Regions from separate parts of the Homo sapiens genome. Here region 1 is linked to region 2. Evidence: chromatin contacts called from ENCODE Hi-C or POLR2A ChIA-PET data. All regions are on one chromosome and are shown on one strand. Each heading gives the region's core, a stretch centred on a gene start or an enhancer-like site at or near the end of the contact. The rest is flanking DNA. Distances are from core to core; before and after follow the strand shown. Region 1 holds the start of ACSF2 (acyl-CoA synthetase family member 2). Region 2 holds the start of PDK2 (pyruvate dehydrogenase kinase 2).

Region 1 (6,185 bases), core at 2,353-4,852, 330 kb before region 2:
TGGGCCGGGCGTGGTGGCTCACGCCTGTAATCCCAGCACTTTAGGAGGCTGAGGCAGGTGGATTACTTGAGTTCAGGAGTTTGAGACTAGTCTGACCAACATGGTGAAACCCCATCTCCACTAAAAATACAAAATTAGCTGGGCGGGTGGCGCACACCGGTAATCCCAGCTACTTGGGAGGCTGAGGCAGGAGAACTGCTTGAACCCAGGAGGCGGAGGTTACAGTGACCTGAGATCATGCCATTGCACTCCAGCCTGGGGCAACAAGAGCGAAATTCCACCTCAAATAAAAAAAAAAGAAAAAGAGAAAGACTCTGAACAGCCCTGCGTCAAACGGAGAGGAGGACGTCCAGCAGACCCAAGGACTGGACATGTAGCTGGGTGGAAGTCACCATCTTGGCAATCAGCTAGGAGAAATAATTGGGTTCCAGAAAGAGGCCACCAATCAGGGGATCCTCTCCTACTTTCAAATCAGTCAGAATTCCCACCCAGACACCAGTCAAGGGTTTCCAGGGATCAGCCCTGCCTCAAAGGAAAGGCTGAGAACAAGAGCAAGCTTGTTTTATTCATCAGCCCAACAACACAGCAAGAAGGTAGTAAGTAATGAACTAACTAGCTCAGAGGTTAGATAACATGCCCGAGGTCATACAACCAACAGGGAGAGGACCCAGGGCTGTCATCCAGGATAGTCTAACTTCAAAGCCCTTGCTCTTTTCTCTCAGGCAAAACCAGGGTCTGGTAAGTAATAGGCCTGGGTGTTGGGCAACAGGAAAGCAGGCTGTGTGTGAGCAGATCGGAGAAAACAGAGGACGAAAGTCCAAGCGCATTCCTCACCATGGCACTTGCAACACCGAATAGTGCTCACCTTGATTTATTTCTCCTCCTACGAGGCTGCAAGTTCCTGGCAGGGTGAGGACTGAGTTCTGTGGCCTCTATATGCACAGCATGTGCTAGCATGACGCAGAATCTGTTCTCAGGAATGTTTGCTGATGGTTTCAGCCCTGAGGCTTCTTTTTTCATTTTTATTTTTATTTTTTTGAGATGAAGTCTTTCTCTGTCACCCAGACTGGAGTGCAGTGGTGCAATCTCAGCTCAGTGCAACCTCCGCTTCCCAGGTTCAAGTAATTCTCCTGCCTCAGCCTCCCAAGTAGCTGGGATTACAGGCATGTGCCACCACGCCAGGCTAATTTTATATTTTTAGTAGAGATGGGGTTTCTCCATGTTGGCCAGTCTGATCTAACTCCTGACCTCAAGTGATCCGCCCACCTCAGCCTCCCAAAGTGCTGGGATTACAGGCATAAGCCACCATGCTTGGCCTTTATTTTTATTTATTTATTTTTGACATGGAGTCTCCCTCTGTCACCCAGGCTGGAGTGCAGAGGTGCAGTCTTGGCTCACTACAACCACCGCCTCCCAGGTTGGAGCAATTCTCCTGCCTCAGACACCCTAGTAGCTGGTATTACAGGCACATGCCACCACGCCCGGCTGATTTTTGTATTTTTAGTAGAAACGGGGTTTCACCATGTTGGCCAAACCGGTCTCCTGACTTCAAGTGATCTGCCTGCCTGGGCTTCCCAAAGTGCTGGGATTACAGGCATGAGCCACCCACCCAGCCTTTATTTTTATTTTTTGAGTCTAGGTTTTGCTCTGCTGCTCAGGCTAGAGTGCAGTGGCATGATGACGGCTCAATGCAGCCTTGAACTCCTGGGCTCAAGTGATCCTACCACCTCTGCTTTCCAAAGTGCTGAGATTACAGGCATAAACCACCTTGCCTGGCCTGAGCCCTGAGGCTTCTGAAGGGGAAAGTAGGAGAGAAATCAGGTAAAACCATCACAGTCAGACAATAAGGGTGCAGGCACAAGGGAGTGGAAGGGGCAGAAAGAAAGTAGGCCAAACACTCAGAAAATCATCTGTCTGGATAAATGAGTCTCCTCCTGACACAGCAATAAGAATTTCTCTGAAGCTTGGTGCTCTCAGAGGTCCCAGGGCTGTAGCAGGTAAGTGACCTGTTTTGTTTATAGATAAAAAAAAGTCAAAGGTCAGAAATGTTGCCATGTGGCCTGATTTATTACTTATTTATTGGTTTGTTTGTTTGTTTTCTATTGGGCAGCCTCCTGAGCCAGAGTAGGCTGAGAGACTTCCCCTGTGGCCTGATTTAGTGTGATAAAATATGTACACTTTGGGAAGTAACTTTCCTCAGAGTCCTCCCAGCCTGAGGGGGCAGCCATGAGTCCAGAGGAGAGGCTTAAGAGACTAGGGGGTCAGGGGAGGGCCGAACTTGTCTAGGGAGACCCTGGGAAGTAGTGAGTGACTTCCCAGGGTCACTGGGAAGAGGACCCCACTGTCCTCATCTCAATCCCATCTACTGACCAGCCTTGATCCACTTAGTTTTCTCAGCAAATTAGGCAGAGTGATGTTAAGGCATTGCATGCTTTCTAGCATTCAGAAATCAGCAAGTTCAGAAAGTGTGATCTTGGAGTTCTAGCCAAAAAGGAGTCTGCATGTCCCTCCAACTCTTCCTACTTAGCCTTTTTAAAAACAAAAACAAATCTAGTTCTCTGAGACACAGCTTTGTTCTGACTTCTCCCTTTTCCATGTCCAGGCCCACACCCCATCTGATGTTGCTGAAAGTGCTGTCCTGACCATAGACTTAGTATCTGGCCGAGTTGAGTGGTAGGACAGGCTCAGTAGTGCACAGGGCTCCCCAGTGGTGCTGCTGAAGCTAACAGCCCTGATAACATGAGTGGCAGCCTGCTCTCTGTGTCTCAAGCACTTTCACATTTGCCATCTCACGGGGTCCTCCCAAGGACTGGTCACACCGGGAAGGCAGCTTTACTTACTGTGCTGCTGCAGAGGCAGTGAAGCTACTGGGAACTGAAATCCTCTGCCTGCCAGCTTCCATCCCACCCCTTGCACTGAGGACAGAAGGAAATAGGCCCAGGAGTAGGCAGCAAAGAATTAAAGCCATGTTAGTGAGCAGCTGATGAGGAGACAGGAGACTGCTAAGTTTAGTGGCCTGGGTCGGGGAGACTGGGGCTGATCCCCAAGTTTGCCCATGAAGGGGTTCCAACTCAGAGGCAGTGTCCTGGGGGTACAGCCCAGGCCTTGGCCCTTGCCCCTCCCCATCGGAATATTCTCCTTAAAGCCCACACTCCTTGCCCTCTGTGCCCATAAAGGAGAAGGAATCGAGAGTCTTGGACCAGAACTCGAAGTCACTGCAGCCACCAACCAAAGCCCCCTCCCCACCCAAGTCCACCAGGCCAAGCCAGCTTTTCCTATTGCCTAGGTGCTGGCGGGGGGCGGGGGAGGGGCGGGTACCTTCCCCCCAGTGCACTCGTCCAGAGGTGGGGCTTCCGAAGCTCGCCGGGACCTCCAAGTTCCTCTCCCGGGGAACTGCCCCGCCCCCTCTCTTCCCGCGGGGGGCCAGTACCTGAGGAAGCGGACACCCTGCAACCTGGCTTCCTGCCAACTCCGAGAGAGGGCGGCCCGGGCCCCCAGCACCCCCGAGCTCCCGGCGCACAGCCTCCCCAGGCGCAGCATCCCGACGTAGACAGCCATGGCTCGCTTTGCCCTGCGTCCCGGCCCGAGTAAACTTTTAAAGTGAGCCGGGGCGGGGCGGGCGCGCAGCGGGCGGGGAGGCGGGGAGGGTGGCCTCTGCCTATGGGGTGCGGCGGATTCGGTCTCCGCCGGCGGGGCGGGGCGGGGCGCGGCGGCGGCGACTTCGCGCGGGGCCACCTTCCCCTCCGACCCCGCGGCCCTCCCCCTCCCACCCTCGAAGAATAGCCCTGGTTTCCTCTGGATCCGAAGGCCCCAGCTGCAGTCCGAAACAGATCTTCCTCGCGACCATCCTCAGGGGCCTGGATGTTAGAAGCGCAAAAATTTGTTGATTTCCTAGAGGGAGAGCCAGCAGCACATCCGTGAGGGGCCAGATGGCAAGGTCAAGATCCATCCATCCCCTGCCCCCTCGGGTCACGTGCTGGCCCCGCTACTTGCGAGCCGGGGGCCAAAGGAGCAGGCGCGAAGCGTCCTTGAGGCATGCCAGCTGGAGCAGAGGGCCCCGCGGGGTTGGGGAGGCAGCCAGAACAAAGGGTGTCGCGGGTGAGCCCCCTGCGGGCCCGCTGGCGCCAGAGTCCCAGCTGAGGCCAGATGTCAGCTTCAGAAGGAACACCAGTTGTACCCCATCTCACAGGAGGCATCCTCCCATCCCTCCTCGGCGCCTCTGCCTTGACCTTCTGCACAGGGTTGGGGGCCGGACACGTAAGGTGGCCTCAGGGACTGGGACCTGTGTATTTCATCCTCCATCTGCCTGTCTTGGGGCCTGTGGCACAGTTCCCTGTGCTGCCCCAGGTGTGAATGGAAAGCAACCCTATGCCCCTCCTTAGGGTTCCTGAGGCCCAGGGGTGAGTGGGGTACTAAGACCTGGGCAGAGCTGCGGGACAGAGAAGGTGATAGCTCTGGTCCTGGCTAGGAAAAGTGGCACTGGGCACCAAAGAGTAGCACAGTTTATACCTGTTCCAGGTCCACACTGCCTCGGCCTAGCCATGACTCTTCCTCTAGAGAAGGAGCTGGAGAAGAATGGGGCAAAGGCCCTGGCAGTGTGACCTCCCCTCTCCTGACTGGAGGAGATGAAGTAAACCCTGCCAGGCAGAAGGGGTGGCTGAGAGTGGAGCCTGGCCTGAGGTGACCTTTGCCCTTATCTGGGAACTCTGGCTCCACTTGGGTCATGAGAAGGAGTCCATGCTGGGCCTCTTTATGATCTTGAGCGTGACCTCAAATCCTCCCTGGAACCCCGGTTCCTAGGGAGGGTCCCCACACTTCAGTTTCTGTGGGGTTGGGGCAGGAAGAGACAGAGGAACAAAGAGATCACCGGAGGCTGGGCCTGCAAGGGTGTGCTTTCCTAATTAGACTAACTGTCTTTGATAGCGGACCAGGGAATGTGGAGGGCTGGGGCATTCACAAGTCTGGGTTCCCAGCCGTGGCTGGCAGGCTTAGCCTCTAGCATGCTGGGTGACCCTGGGTAAACCACTGTCCCTCTCTTGGCCTATGAAGTGTGGGGTGGGTACTGATCTTGTAGGTCCTTCCACTCTTCTGGCTAGTTTGAGGGTCAGTCCTAGAGTGGGAGAGAAGTGAGTTCCTCCTTGAACTTTGCTCCAGCCTCGGCTTTTCAAGACACTGGGCTTTCCTGACTCTTCCTAGGTGCACAGGCCGTGGCATCATAGCCATCAGTTTCAGGGTATCTTGTACATGCCAGGCTCTTCAAGGACATTTTCTCTGACCCTCACAAACACCCTGCAAGGAACAGGCATGGCTTGGAATGTGTCTTTGTTTTTATGGATGAAGAAACTGAATCCCAAAGAGGTTCAGCTTCTTAAACATAGGCCAAAGCTCTGCCAGTAGTCTCTTTGTGGCTTTGGGCAAGTCACGGGGCCTCTCCAGCCTCGTTATCTGTCAAATGGGGATAATAATACCAACTTCACGCAGAGGGCTGGGTAAGAATTGAGTAGGTGGCACAGAACTGGTAGTCGGCCAGTTTTCAGTGATTGTTTCTTTTTCCATCCTCTCCTTCCTCTTGTGTCTTCACTCTAAGACCTTCCTCTGTGTAGGAATTGCAAACCTTTTTTAGGAGGGAGAATTGTTTTATTTGTGCAAAGCCCTGGTAGGCACTGGTTCTGTGGATGGGGAGGAGGGCTGGGAGAAAGTCAAGACGGCTGGTGGAAGTCCGTGAGTCATGGTGGGGGAATCACGTTGACCCGCATTCTTTGGCTAGTATAAGGAAGTGGGGAGCAGGGCAGTGGGCCATCCAGGCTCTCCAGCTTCCCTTCCCTTCCCTTTAACCAATTAAATTCCCCGTTGCTCCCCAAGGGGCCTTCTGCCTGAGCCATCACATCTCCTTTATGCTGCATGTGACTTGCATGATTTATGGTCCCTGTAATTTGGCTCATGCCATTGGCTACCATGAGAAAGCCCTTATTCCCGCCCCTTTGCCCATGTCTTGCTTCTGTGCTTCAAAAGCAGGCTCAAAATGTAAACACCATTTATTGATTTTTTTTCTTTCATAACATCAACCTACAGAAGACCTAGTCACAGTTACAGAATAGAATGTAAATGTAAGTATCACTAACTTTGGAAGTTACATCTGATAGTAGTTGAGAGGGAAGGGGTGGGGGAGAGTATAAAATAAAAAA
Region 2 (6,397 bases), core at 1,749-4,248:
CATGTGGGCACGTGCTCCTCAGTCTACAGGGAAATCACAACTATATCATACTGCAAGTCCAAAAGAACCAGCCCAAGATTTCTGCAAGGGTGCCACCAAAGTCAATGAGGATTAGCTATTTACATGCCCAGTGACAAGGGACACCCTTGTTTATTCTTCACGTGACTGGCCTTTGGCTAATTTCATCCAGTTACTTAACTTGAGTTCTTGAGTGAACTCTGCTGAGCCTTTCCCTCTGTTCCTGCTGCAGTGCGCAATAAACGTTTGGTCTTTGCCCCTCCAAAGCTCTTCGGGAAGGTACTGTGCCATCCTTGTGTGTATCTGAGTATTTTCCAACATCCAAAACAGTCTGTCTTGCAGCTTGGGTTATATAATGTATTTGAAAACTTACTTCTTGTTTCTGCTTCCCAAAAAGTTACCCCCAAATAAATACTGCCTAACAGTTACTGGAGTTCCAGGTCTGGGCTGCTGGCTAATGCTGACATCAGCCTGAATTGGGGTTTTGGCTGTGAAAACCATGCTTTCCTAGGTGGATCCTGTGTTTCCAGAGAAAGGTGGGTGGTAAGAAGAGGGCTAGACACAGAGACTAGGAGCTTGACCTCAGTCCTGCTCTGGCCTCAGATTCCCACGTGACCCTAGGCAACTCCAAGCGCTTGGGGCTTTGGTGTCTCCTGTCTGTCCCCACCCCACCCTCAAAGCTGCTAAAAGCTTGGAGATGCCATCCCTGAGCCCAGGGACACTGGCGATGGAGTGGGAGGTGCAGGGACTGAGCCAGGGGTCTCACCAGCTCTGCACCAGCTGCACGGAGGGTGTGCTCAGCACTCGGTCGGGAAGCAGGTTGATCTCTTTCATGATGTTGGCCAGGCGCACAGGCAGCTCCTGCCTGAGGAAGGTGAAGGAGGTTTTCTCACAGGCATTGCTGGATCCTGGCAGGAGAAAGAGGGGTGAGCCACAGAGCCACAGACTATGAAAGCCAAAGGATGTCTCGGCCAGGTCAGCTAAACCCTTCATTAACAGGGGGCTCAGAGAGCAAGTGACCTGCCCGGGGCACACAGCAAGGCTCCCCATCCCCTGCAGGGCTCAAACACCTACACCCCATGCCTAACACTTCAGGAGGTGTCATCCTCTCCTCATCCCCAGCTGAACCCTGCTTGCCTTTAACCACAGTGGACAGGGCCACTCCTGGGCCCATTTGGAGCTGCCTCTGGCCTCAGTCACCTCACTTCTCTTTCCTTCCCTCCCAGCACACTCACTTTGAGGGGCTGATTCCAGGGGACAAAGGAGCCTGGGAAACCCATCCCTACCTAGGACTGGGCTCTGGCTGAGGGGGGCTATGGCTAGACCACCACTGCAGGCTCCCAGTGTTGTCTCTGGCCAGCCCACCTCACCCAGCCTGGCCTGAATGCCCATGTGGGGCTGCTGTGTCTTAATGCCCATCCATGGGGCAAACGGGCCTGAGAACAGGAGTCCAAATGCCTCGGTCCTTGTCTGGTGTCAAGATGGAAAGGGTGGGGGACCGAATATGGCCTTGGCCCAGGGTCAGGGGCCCTGGGTTCCAGTCCATCAGGCTCTGCTTCCAACTCTGTCACCCAGGCCATGCCATCATCCTTTTGAAGGTCTCAGTTTCCCCCATAGTACTACAAGTTGACCAAACTCTACTGTGAGCCCCTCACAGCTGTGATGTTTCTGTAATTAGGGTGCAGTTTGTGGGGACAGCTGCTGGGGGCTAGGGGTGGGCCCAGGAGGCTTTCCTACATGGGGGAGGCTCAAGACTCAGGCAGGGCAGGGGTGCAGGCAGACAAGTCCTGAGGAACAGGTGCCTTATGTCTCGGCTGCCACCTCTCTGTTCCCGTCCCATCATTGACGCAGCTGCAACCCAAGCTAGGCACTATCAACTCAACTCTTGAGAGACTGCCCCCCACCCCCAGTCCCCAGCTGGCACCATGGAAATACCACATAGACAGACAGGGCCCACACAATGCCCATTTCAGCTGCCACGTTGGCACAGCCTCCCTCCTGCCCCAGGGCCACCCCCAGGTTGCTGGTAGTGGGCGATCCTGACCTAGCAGCCCTGGGGCAGCCAAGGGAGGTATAGGCGGCTTGACTCCACATCACGGTGCCTGGGGCCCCTGCCCAGCTGGGGAGAGGCTGCCAGGCCGGAACAGATTTGATCTTCAAGTGTCCTTGCCCACTGGGGCAGCTAGGGTCCAGCTCCTTCTGTGGGTGGATGTCTACCAGTCAGGGCACTGTCTCCCAATGGCATCTTCTGAAAGAGCCCCCTTCCCCAACTGCCCCTGGCTTAATCTCACCCTCTGCCCAGGGGTGTCTGACCCTTCATGCCCAGTCCAGGTCTCTCTACAGATGGCTGCACCTCTAAACCCTGCCTCCTCACTCCCACCAGCAGACCCCCGGTTTCCTCTGGTGGGAGGAGGGGCCCCTACTCCTCCAGTCATGAGGACAACTCCCATTAACCCTTTCGCGTCTGGATACCACCCTACTCCCTTCCTGCAGTAACATCACAGCTTCACTGCCCCTTACTCTTCAAGACCCTTCATGAGGCCCACGAAGAAACCTCGGGACCGTCCTTGTAAATGCCCCCCATTCCCATCAGCAGCCCCGTCGAGAGGCCCCGGCCGGTTCCTGCTTCCCCATTAACTCTTTCCTGCCTGTACCTTTCCAAACAACCCTTCTCTGTCACTCGGGGCCTTTCTTCTCCTCCGTCCCCCTAGCCCCCGGCTGCCCCTCCCAGCGCCCCGCCGGCCTCCGCTGCCAGCCGCCTCCCGCCCACTCCGTACCGAAGTCCAGAAACTGCTTCATGGACAGCGGGGACGGGGAGAACTTGCTGAAGTGCTCTATGTACTTGGGCGCCCCTGCCAGGGACGCATTCTTCAGCAGCGCCCACACCCAGCGCATGGCTGCGGCGGCCGCGACTTTGGTTGTGGTCCCCGCGCGGGCAGCGCTCGCGCACCTTTCGGCCCAGCGACGCGGTTCGGCCGCCTCCTCCCTACCCTTGCCCTGGCGGGCATTCCAACGCCCAGCCAATCGGCTCGTCATGGCGCCTCGACGTCGCCAATGGCCACTCACAAACAACTCCGGGCGAACCAATAGCCTTCCGCCCCGGCACGTGGCTTCCCCCGGGCCCGCCCCCTTAACCCACGCTTTGCCGGGGCGGCCTGTTGTTTTGGGGAGGCCGCGCCGAGTTCCCACCTCCCCTGTGTTCACTCCTCCCTTTCCTCCGCGGGGCGAAGCCCGGGTTAACCCCTTCCTTCCCAGAGCCCCGCCAGCCCTTTCGCTTCCTCTTCCACGCCTGCCTTTCCCTTGCTACCCCCTCGCATCTCCTTCACCTGCAGGCTCCTTTTAACCCTTCCTTTCCAGAGTTGTCTAGGTAGCTTTCAACCAATCCCTTTTCTCCAACTCAAAGGTACCTGTTTCACCTGTCATGATCGTTACCTATCCTCCCTTAACGGGTCTTGGGGATTCCCAGTCCGGATGACAGTGACCCAGACTGCGAATATTTGCAAAATTCGGAACCAGGGTGCAAGCCTATACGAATCCGTCCTGTATATATGCAGCCCACCCGCTTCCACAAAGATCCAAGCGGCTCAGGAAAAGGCGGAGTTTGCTTTTCCAACTGAAAAACATCCAGAGTAAAAACCATCACTACTAGTGGCGGTGGAGGCAGCAGCTATCGTCCATGCCAGTTAACACTTTCATTTTATTATACAGCTCATCTGACCGAACATAAAGCCTTGGACATCTAGCGCGACCACCTGAGAAAGCCACCTCCTTCGCACCGGGCTTCCTTAGAGCAAGATCCCAGGAGGTGAAGTGTCTCTGGGAGGCCCGGAGCCCGTCCTTCATCAGCGGCCCAGCTTCTCTTGGAGAAAATGTGACGCGCCCTCTTGTGGCCGAATGTGGTATCTCCCATCGTGGGTTTAGGGCCCGACCCGCCACTTTGATGCTTTCTTTGCTCGGTGACATTAGCCTAATACGTGTTAGGCTTTATGCTGGGAACAGGGAACACAGACAGGATCAAGAAATGGCCTTTTTCCTCGATGATTTCATTTCTAAGTTTCAGAGATAGCTACATAAGTAAATAATTAGCTATAACTGAATGTGATTGTAATACAGACCTCACAGAGCAAAGCTTCACATATGGAAGGGCCTCTTAGCTGGATGAATAATAAGCTATATGCCAGGCACTGTTTACAGGCATTATCTCATTTAATTCTCTATTTTATTATTCTTAGCCTCATTTCATAGATAAGAAAACCGAGACTCAGGGATCATTCTCAACTGCAAATCTGACCTTATTACTTCCTTGCTCACAGCCTTTCAATGGGCTATTTTTTTTTTTTTTTTTTTTTTTTTTGAGATTGAGTCTCCCTCTGTCGTCCAAGCTGGAGTGCAGTGGCACAACCTTGGCTCACTGCAAACTTCTCCTCCCAGGTTCAAGCGATTCTCCTGTCTCAGCTTTCCAAGTAGCTGGGATAACAGGCATGTACTACCATGCCTGGCTAATTTTTGTAATTTTAGTAGAGACAGGGTTTCACCATGTTGGCCAGGCTGGTCTTGAATTCCTGACCTCAAGTGATCTGCCCGCCTCAACCTCCCAAAGTGCAGGGATTACAGGTATGAGGCACTGTGCTAGGCCATCAATGGCTCTCTTCTTCTTACTGGAGCCTTTCCAGTTGTCACAAGTCGATTGACTTTTGCTTAATTCTCCAGACTCCTCTCTCTACATTCCCCCATGCAGCTCCCAGCCATACCTGTCTGCTGCCTTGAACCAGCCTCTAATCTCTAAGCCACTGCAAATGCATCTCTTCTGTCTGGATCATTCTTTCTTCCCACCTTCACCTGCCCATTCTTCAGGTCTCAGCTGCTTAGTCATCCCTTCCTCCTGGAAGCCTTCCTTGATCCTGCCAAGCTGGGTTATAGGCTCCCTTCAAGGGCTCCTTAGATCTCCTGGTCTTAGCAAATATTCGCAGTCTGGGTCACTGTCATCCAGACTGGGAATCCACAAGACCCCTTAAGAGAGGACAAGGAAAGATCAGGACATGTGAAACAGGTACCTCGTCGAGGAAAGGGATTGGCTGAAAGCTACCTGGACAAATCCAGGAAGGAGGGGTTAAAAGGAGCTGATGGTAGCTCTTATCAATTGAGTGAAAATTGTTTGCCAACTGATCTGTTTTCCCGCTAGACTTTAAGCTCCGTGAGGGCAGGGCAGGGGTTGTATCTGTCTTATTCACTGCCCTATCTCTAGCATCAGGCAGTACTCAGCACCTAGTAGGGAGGACAGGGTGAAAAAGAAGACAGGGCAAGCAGAGGAGCACACCACAGAGATATTCCAGAGAACCACCAAACATCCACTGGGCTAGCAATTAGGACGTGATTGATGATGCTGGTGAGTGCAGTTTTCAAGTGCACAGAATAATATATAGAATATTATGTACAAAAAAACCTGGCCCTCACTTTGGGAGGCTGAGGTAGGAGGATTGCTTGAGCCCAGGAGTTCGAGACCAGCCTGGGCAGCATAGCAAGATCTTGTCCCTACAAAAAATATAAAATTAGCTGAGTGTGGTGGCATGTACCTATAGTCCCAGCTACTTGGGAGGCTGAAGTAGGAAGATTCCTTGAGCCCCAGAGGTCAAGGCTGCAGTGAGCCAGAGCCATGATTGTGCCACGGCACTCCAATCTGGGTAACTGACTGAGACCCGGTCTCAAAAAAAAAAAAAAAAAAAAAAAAAAAGGCTTATTTCTGTGCCTAGCAATAAATGGTAGCTATTGCTGTTATTGTCAAAATTAAAGTAACAAGGAAAAGGCCGTGGCCTCTAAGGCTAGGTGTAGGAGAGGGAAAGAGATTTCCCATGACCCTCACCTTAGGCTGGACTTCCATAATGTGGGCTCTGTGCTTGGATAAGAACTCTTTCTGCAGAGCCTGCTGCAGGGTGCTAACAGCAGTGGTGTGATGTGGTACATCATAGTCAAGTTTGGTTAGGTGATGCCGAGGTAAACTGCACCCCCACCGATTCCCAAATCTCCCACTATATGTACAGTGTGGGTTGGTGGGGGGGGACTCTCCAAGGAGCTCAAGAAACTTGGCATTGCAGAGGGTTCTTTTACAGTGGGCATTGCTATATCTCTGCCAGTTATGTTTCTTTCATAATATGTAGCTCACGCTAGTTCTGAAAATGACCTATCCTCAAGAGTGTGTGTGTGTGTGGGGGGGGTCTTCCTCAAGCAGTGGCTCACAGGAGACTAGGGGGTCTGTGAAACTGGCCAGAGGGATGTGTCAACACCCCTGTCTTAAGCAGGAAGTGGCTGTAAGGACAAGACTGGGCCGAGCTTTGACAACCCACACATGTTATGCCCAAAGAACTGGATCCCAGATTCTAGA

The links. A loop is a pair of places that touch in the nucleus more often than their neighbours do. ChIA-PET counts read pairs that join two places held with the same protein, here RNA polymerase II (POLR2A). Pooled maps may share reads with other maps.
Region 1: a loop to region 2 is called in a map of gastrocnemius medialis, with 2.1 times the contacts of the local background. The contact joins the promoter of ACSF2 here to the promoter of PDK2 in region 2. A Hi-C loop is called at or near these places in 1 of 168 maps with a recorded cell type or tissue (gastrocnemius medialis) and 4 of 50 pooled maps. POLR2A ChIA-PET finds 5 or more read pairs at or near these places in 1 of 52 experiments (MCF 10A).

What each region holds. Positions count from the first base shown.
Region 1 is chr17:50,423,635-50,429,819 of GRCh38, reverse strand. ACSF2 (acyl-CoA synthetase family member 2) reads right to left here and starts at 3,602. Exons shown (of 16, transcript NM_025149.6): 1 at 3,431-3,602. The coding sequence starts at 3,558. RefSeq lists a silencer at 3,470-3,789 and an enhancer at 3,526-4,070.
Region 2 is chr17:50,091,952-50,098,348 of GRCh38, reverse strand. PDK2 (pyruvate dehydrogenase kinase 2) reads right to left here and starts at 2,998. Exons shown (of 11, transcript NM_002611.5): 1 at 2,796-2,998; 2 at 785-926. The coding sequence starts at 2,913. LOC124904024 (a long non-coding RNA gene) reads right to left here and starts at 5,487. Exons shown (of 2, transcript XR_007065837.1): 1 at 4,770-5,487; 2 at 3,696-4,007. It overlaps PDK2-AS1 (PDK2 antisense RNA 1), which reads left to right. Exons shown (of 2, transcript XR_007065842.1): 2 at 1-451. RefSeq lists enhancers at 1,567-2,082, 2,083-2,598, 3,630-3,839 and a silencer at 3,130-3,249.